2 separate regions of the Homo sapiens genome follow, and region 2 is linked to region 1. The links are chromatin contacts, found by Hi-C in ENCODE. All regions are on one chromosome and are shown on one strand. Each heading gives the region's core, a stretch centred on a gene start or an enhancer-like site at or near the end of the contact. The rest is flanking DNA. Distances are from core to core; before and after follow the strand shown. Region 1 holds the start of TOM1L2 (target of myb1 like 2 membrane trafficking protein). Region 2 holds the start of AKAP10 (A-kinase anchoring protein 10).

Region 1 (3,733 bases), core at 1,234-3,733:
AATTTTCTGGGGTCACACAGCCAAGAAATGGGGGCCAGGTCAAAATTCAACTTAGGTCTCCCTGACAGAAGTATCAAGCTCTTTCCACTTGCTATATATCCCTATATCTCTTATATTTGGTTTTTTGTTGTTGTTGTTGTTGTTTGTTTGTTTTTTGAGACAGAGTCTCACTCTGTCGCCCAGGCTGGAGTGCAGTGGCACAATCTCAGCTCACTGCAAACTCCGCCTCCCGGGTTCAAGCAATTCTCCTGCCTCAGCCTCCCGAGTAGCTGGGACTACAGGCGCATGCCACCACGCCTGGCTAATTTTCTTTTTTTTTTTGGATTTTTAGTAGAGACGGGGTTTCACCGTGTTAGCCAAGATGGTCTCGATCTCCTGACCTTGTGATCCGCCCGCCTCAACCTCCCAAAGTGCTGAGATTACAGGCGTGAGCCACCGCACCCAACCACATTTGTATTTTAAATCCCCTTTAACTTCTACCCCTCATTTACTACCTTGTCATTTTAAAGGTGTAGAGCTTCCTATTATAAAGGGGACAGAAAGGAAAACAATTCTCGCAAGTTTTCTGGCTCCCTCCATTAACTGGCTGGAAATTAGTTTTTGGAGTGTGGCTGCCATGCAAGAGCACCTGAAGAGAGTGGAAAAGGACATGGGGAAGAAGTAAGGAAGTGAGAATCCAGAGACTCTCCAGTGGGCAGCAAGAGACAAGATGTCAAAAAGGTGGGAAAACACTCTTTTGGGGTCCCTCATGCATTATAAAAGATACTACGCCAGAAAGTAAAGAAAGGCTCCTAAATGCTAATTAGCCAACAGGAGAGACCTCAATAAGTTTATAGGCTCCACTAAAGGCTGGAAAGTAAGCTAAAATTTCATAAGCAAAGCAGAAAATAAACAAATCACTACTGCTGAAATCAGGCCCATAAGAACACCAAAGATCCTGGCTCATAAAAGACGTTTTACCAGTCCTTCAACCAACCAGGAGGAATCCAGTTTTCAAACAAACTAATCAGCATTCTTGACTGATCAAGTGGCATAAGCCACTGCCTTGGGTAAAAAGGCAAGTTGCTTTCTTAGTAAGGAAGTCCCATATGGTGGCCATTTCAGTATTCCTTTACCTACACTTTGGGCTTTCCTTATCCATGATTCTGGCCATCTCTGGTGTCCCCAGGTGTCCACATCCCCCCTATAGGATTAACAGATAATGCTGAGTACCATTCTCTCTACATTGCCAACAAAAGATTTCAGCTTTGGTAAACTTAATATGAGGTGGGGGAGGAAGCAACAGTCAATGTGCAGAGTACTACAAAGAATATCAAAACTTGAGAACTTTAAGGGATCTATCACATCTCATCTCCAAACACTTTGACAGACAGGGGAACTTCAAACCAGAAAGGGCACAAGGTCATATGGAGTCACTGACAAAACCACTGCTAGAGTCCAGGCTTCCATGATTCCCAGTCCAGGGCTCTTATCATTAAATAACACAGCCTCCCTTCTTTCCTGGGAGGCACTGCAGGCATGCCATCCCCCTGCCAAGATAATCACCCTCCAAGAGCCCCTCCTCCTATCCCAGTCCCTCCTACAGCACAGCTGAGTTGCAGCTCAAATTAGCAAGTCCCGGAGCAGGGGGCATTTCTGGGAGGGTGCCCAGTCTGAGGGTTGCTGGTACCGAAGAGGAGGGACAAAGATGGAGAAGAAGGTGACATCCCACAAAGGGTTTGGGAGAACTGGGTCCTTGGGGCAGTGGCAGTGAGCCTGCTGGGCTGGATAAAGACACATGCAGTGGCATCTCCCAAAGCGCATTGGGGAAGCAGACCAGCAGTTGGCACCACCTCTAGCAGCAAAAGGAAGGGCTGAGCCTTGATGGGCAGGGAAGCCTGGGGCATCTCCGAGTCCAAGTTGGGCCTCAGGGGTGCCTCCTGGCAGAGTGGCACTGGCGCGCCCGTGAGGTGGCACCAGTGCCCGGGAGGAGGCCCGAGGACACAGATGCCCTGCCTGCCCGTGGGATAGCACCGGCACCCGGCGAAGGCCCAGCCCCCCCGGGAGGTGGCACCGGCGCCCGGCGAACGCCCGACGACCAGGATGCCCAACCCGCCCGTGAGGTGGCACCGACGCCCAGTGAAGGCCAGACGACCAGGATGCCCAGCCCGCCCGTGAGGTGGCACAAGCGCCCGGCAAAGGCCCGACGACCAGGATGCCCAGCCCGCTCGTGGAGTGGCACCCGCGGCTGGCGGAGGCCCAGCCCGCTCGTGAAGTGGCACCGGCGCCCGGCGGAGGCCCGCGGTCCTCACCAGCCGGATCAGCGGCCGCCGTTGCCCAGCCTCCTGCCCCACACGCGGCCTTACCGAGGCACTGCCCCACTGGTGTGCTGAACGGGTTCCCCAGGAGGAACTCCATCTTGGGTGGACAACACGCAGCGGCCCGGGCCCCCTGTCTGCCACCTAGGCCTCCGCTGTAACCCGCCGGACTCCCGTCCTGACTGACACTTGCCCCCTCCCCACTCTCTGGAACGCCGAGCTTAGGGCCTTTGGCCCCGCCCCCTTGCCGCGTCTCTATTGGGGGACACCTACGAAGCCCGCCTCCTATTGGTCGTTACACCTCTGTCAGCAAAGCCCCCACCCACCCCGCAGCGTCCGATTGGGCGGAGGAGCGAGCTAGGTCACCGGAGTCCCTGTCAGCCGTGGCGGCACCTCCCCTGGCCCGCCCCCAAAGGGGAAGCTGCGCATTTTGATTCCTCTGTATATTGGTCAATCTAAAGGATTCTTACTATTATTGGACAAAAGACGAGTCAATCACGCAAATGGACGGAACAGAGGTGAATCTAGGAATATCCCCGCCCATAGAAAGTACTGATTGGAGAAACATTTGTTTTCTCTACGGCTGGTTGGTGTAAGGAGTGTTTCACCACACGGAGATGTGGTCACGTGACTTGTCAACTTTCACCCAGGATGTCTCCCTTCTGACTTCCCCTTAGCAACCAAGTCGCGGCGCTTGGTTCCCCAGCAACCGGGAGACGCGTCTGCTGCGTGGAACCGCCGAGTTCCCAGCGCTTGAGAAGGTGAGACCTGGGAGCTGAGGCTCCCGGAGGACTTGCAGGGACAGATAGTGCCCGACGTAACTCTTTCCTGTGACCTTTTTCTCGGAGAACGCCGGCCCGGCCCTTCTCATTTATAAAATGAGCACGTAGGTCCTCTCCCAGCCACTTTACAGTCGTGTGAGACAGCCAAGACACTTTAGTCCTGGGCTTGTCAAGCTTTTGAATAAAAAAAAAAAAAAATACTAAGGAAGCATTTCCCGAGGGAGCAGGGCCAGAATGGATTTTTAAGGGGTTCCGTCTTCCAGCCTCCTTTCATAGAAAGAGAGGTACCCGGTCCACTGATAACTTTTCCCAGAATTTAGCCATCATAACTGACCTCATAACTATCAAATGATTTCATCTTGGTACTGTATATACCGCTTTGGATGTGAATACGGCTACTCAAGTTCTGTATCCGTCTCTGTCAGTAACTCATTGTACGACTTTGGACAAGTTCCTTTACCTCCCTGGAGCCTCAGGTTCCCTAGCTGGGAAATAAGGGCATTAGGACTCCCTTTTTATGGCCTCCGGAGCTTACATGTACTTAAATAATGCATGTGCACTGAGCACACAGTAAGCATTCAGTAAGTGATTGATTTTATTCTTTTTTAAGAAAAATTTTGTTCATTATTTATTTATTTATTTATTTTTTATTTT
Region 2 (3,733 bases), core at 826-3,325, 2.0 Mb after region 1:
ACAGCACCTGGCAGACTCTGGACACTCAAAAGGTATTTGTTGAATAGAGACAACAGTCTCTTGTGCAATATGCAGTTTGCCTCATTATTCTTAGAATGTTTTCCCCCCTTAAAAAAACAAAAGTTAACCACTTCAATACCAATAAATTAGAGAGCTATTAGGTATACCCCTGCCTTACCAATAAAGCTTCCTCCTACTATTTTACCGGTTTCATTCATTAAGCACTTTCATGCATTCATCACCTGGCATCAGTTACCAAAACCGTGTACCCACTTAAGAAGAAGTATTTAAAGTCATTCAGAGTTCAATGGGCCTTTGGGAATCATCTAATTCTCAGCTGACAGAAGACAGAAAAGTAGGTTAACTGGTCTGCCCCTGTTACAGTTAGCAGCAGAGCTGTCATATGAAACCAAGTTCGATTTTGTTTAGTGCTTTTTCCAAAACCCATTTCTGGCTGGCCGCGGTGGCTCATGCCTGTAATCCTGGCACTTTGGGAGGCCGAGGTGGGAGGCCCACTTGAGGTCAGGGGTTCAAGACCAGCCTAACATGGTGAAGCCCCGTTTCTACTAAAAATACAAAAATTAGCCGGGCATGGTGGGGCATGGGTAATCCCAGCTACTTGGGAGGCTGAGGCAGGAGAATCGATTAAACCTGGGAGACAGAGGTTGCAGTGAGCCGAGACTGAGATCGCGCCATTGCACTCGAGCCTGGGCAACAAGAGCGAAACTCCGTCTCAAAACAAAAAAAGAAAACAAAACCCATTTCTGTCTGGTACTTTTTTTTTGAGACGGAGTTTCGCTCTTTTTGCCCAGGCTGGAGTGCAATGGTGCTATCTCGGCTCACCGCAACCTCCGCCTCCCAGGTTCAAGCGATTCTCCTGCTTCAGCCTCCCAAGTAGCTGGCATTACAGGCATGCGCCACCACCCTGGCTAATTTTGTATTTTTAGTAGACACGGGGTTTCTCCATGTTGGTCAGGCTGGTCTTGAACTCCCGATCTCAGGTGATCCACCCGCCAAGCCTCCCAAAGTGCTGGGATTACAGGCGTGAGCCACCGCGCCCGGCCTCTGTCTGGTACATTTTATCTGAAGCAACAGGAATTGACAGGAAAAATCACTGCTGTCCACAGACCCATACTTGCTCACTTCGGATATGTATTTTTAATGAAGTGCAACAACGTTACCCAGAATCAAAATTAAGCTGTTTCTACGTAAACATTGGGCAGGTAATACAACTGGAAATCAAAAATGTAAGTAGTTCGTTTGTAAGTTAGGGTTCCAGTAGTTAGCAAACTTGCCAAAGTCATCAAAAGTAGTGGTCTTCCTGTTGGGGAACTTTAGCAATAAGTAATTTTATTTTAGTAACAGCAGTAACTACCCCTCCCCCCAAAGAGGAAATTGGAAGACAGCACTGGGTGAAGAAAACAATTTTTTCACGTGTTGCTTTTAGACATAAAACCCTCAACATTTGGAAACTTCAGACTTCCATAATAAGGTTCTAAAGAGATTTCCTTGATCTTGATCCACGGTCCTCAAAGAAACACAAAAAAACTAACCCCCACCTAAGAACTGTTCTTAACCAAACAGGCAGGAACTTCTATGGGCTTTAGCAATCGCTTCTGAACCAGCGCGACAATACTCCTCTGACCTCGCGCAAGAAGGCCACCTTCTCCCTCCCAGAAGAGTCCCGGAGCAGAGCAAGGCACTCAGGGGGCATCTGCGCCGAGGTCGAGGCTCGCTGAAGGCCTTGCTGCCGCCTTGGGGAAAGCCCTCGCAGGCCCACCTGCCCCACCGCCGCCCCTGAGGCCCGGCCTGACTCCCCGCCGGCGCCCCCTCAGCTACCTTTCCGCCGGAAGAAGGACATGGCGGGGCCCGGGTCGGGACGGAGGGTGCGGGGGGACTGGCGCGGGGAGGGCCCGGCTCCCCTCATTCAGCAACCGGCCCGGACTTCCGGGTCCAGAGGGGCCGCTGCACTAGCGCGAAAAGGGACCCTTCTTCCGGGAGTGGGCCCCACCGCCTCCTCGGGATGCCCAGGCAGCTCCAGCCGCCATATTATCAACAAGCCGCCCGCCCGGAGTTCCGGTCCTTCCCCGCGCTAGGCTTCACGGGAGGTCAAGCGCCGGCCCCGCCCCTTTTCCCCATCCCCCTCCCGCGGGTGCAGGGGCGCACGCCCGCATCGCCCACGTGACCCGCGCGTGCTACCCGCGCCTCTTTCCCGGGCCCTGGGTGCCTGGAGCGAGCCACCGTTCCTGCAGCTGTTTTGTGGCGTCTGTCGCCGGCCCCCGGTGGAGCGCTGCAGACCCAGTCTCTGCAAAACTAACTCCCTGGGGCGGGAGCCCTCCCAGCAGCTGGAACGGGGCGGGCCTTAGGTCCCCGGCTTCCGGCCCCTGGGTACCCTTCAAATTGTGCCCTTCTAAAAGGCAGGGTCAACCCTGCCACGCTCCAGCTCGACCCCTCCTGCTCCTCCGTTTGAGTTTTGCTCACAGGCGCTGGCCGGCACGAGCAGCTTCACCCTGCACCCCAGTCCCTGCTTCCTCAGGAGAACCCGCCACGGCCTGCGGGTTCGAGGCGATGCAGAACCCTGATTAGGAAAAGGCACAACCTGCCGCATGCGGAACCAGCAGCTCCCTGGATCATTAGCGAATGAAAAGGGGAAGCGGGCTTATTTCGGAGTGCAGTCCCTGCGAATGCTCAACTTTGTAAGGGACTGCAACATAAAAGCCTCGCCAGTATTTAAAAGCTAGCTCCAGTGAATCATCCTTGCTCAAATGCCATTTTCCTGTGAATCTTCTGACCCTCTACTCCCAAAGCAAAATCAATCAAGCCTCCCTGTCTTTGGTGCTTCTTAACACCCGGCGAGTGCGCTCAGCGGCTGAGGTTGTAACTGCTCCCTGGGGTTGGGGTTGGGGAGGGCAGGAAGGTAATAGTAACTCAATAAATGTTCGCTGGGGTTTTTAAACCAATGAAGTTTATCATGTGACGGATGGGGAAACAGGCCCAGAAGAGACAACTAGCCCAAGATTGTTCAGAATGTTAGAAATACCAAAATTGTTAGAAATAGATAATCGGTGCCACGAAGAAAAGTCAGCACGGAGACAAAAGATCTCCAGCAAGGCAATCTTTACTTTCTGCAGAAAGGGTGCTCAATCGCAGATGGAACGATGTCGAGAGCACACCTGAACAAAGGAAAAGCAAACATATTTATCCCTTACGCATTTGGGTCGTCCTCACTGCTATGTCCTGCATCCATTGGCTGGAGCGGGACCTCACACTCTTAAACTGATAGCCGATTTGCTAATAGCCTAAAACTTTCTAAATAGGTAAGTGCAAGGAAGAACGAAGAAGGAGAGGAAGTTGCTTACCGAAAGGTTTAAGGAAGCAATAACATTTCCAAATAAGGAAGGGGCATAGGCTGTGAACTGGAACGTGCCTGTGAGCATGTCCAACAGTTACATAGGATAGGGCTTAACAAAGAGTTATTAGCACAAAGCAAGGAGGCTTGAAGAAAGTTAGTCTTTAAAATAAACTATTACTTCTAACACTTATGATGTATTCTTTAACAAGAAGGGGAACTTTGAAGAGGAAACTTTTTACTTTCTACAAGAATGTCCAAGTTTAAGACTATAACTAGAACCCGAAATAGGCAAATCCCTTAACCTGCTCTAATAATAATATGGTCTTTTCACTATATTGTTAGAGCAGGTTAAAAGATTTACTTATTTCATTTCTGGCCAGA

The links. A loop is a pair of places that touch in the nucleus more often than their neighbours do. Pooled maps may share reads with other maps.
Region 2: a map of B cell shows a loop between it and region 1 (12-fold over the local background). The contact joins the promoter of AKAP10 here to the promoter of TOM1L2 in region 1. A Hi-C loop is called at or near these places in 2 of 168 maps with a recorded cell type or tissue (B cell and CD4-positive, alpha-beta memory T cell) and 6 of 50 pooled maps.

The regions. Positions count from the first base shown.
Region 1 is chr17:17,969,917-17,973,649 of GRCh38, forward strand. TOM1L2 (target of myb1 like 2 membrane trafficking protein) reads right to left here and starts at 2,484. Exons shown (of 15, transcript NM_001082968.2): 1 at 2,346-2,484. The coding sequence starts at 2,397. It overlaps DRC3 (dynein regulatory complex subunit 3), which reads left to right and starts at 2,946. Exons shown (of 14, transcript NM_031294.4): 1 at 2,946-3,058. RefSeq lists enhancers at 1,977-2,546, 2,918-3,237 and a silencer at 2,188-2,237.
Region 2 is chr17:19,975,753-19,979,485 of GRCh38, forward strand. AKAP10 (A-kinase anchoring protein 10) reads right to left here and starts at 2,076. Exons shown (of 15, transcript NM_007202.4): 1 at 1,840-2,076. The coding sequence starts at 1,927. RefSeq lists a silencer at 1,784-1,973 and an enhancer at 2,446-3,159.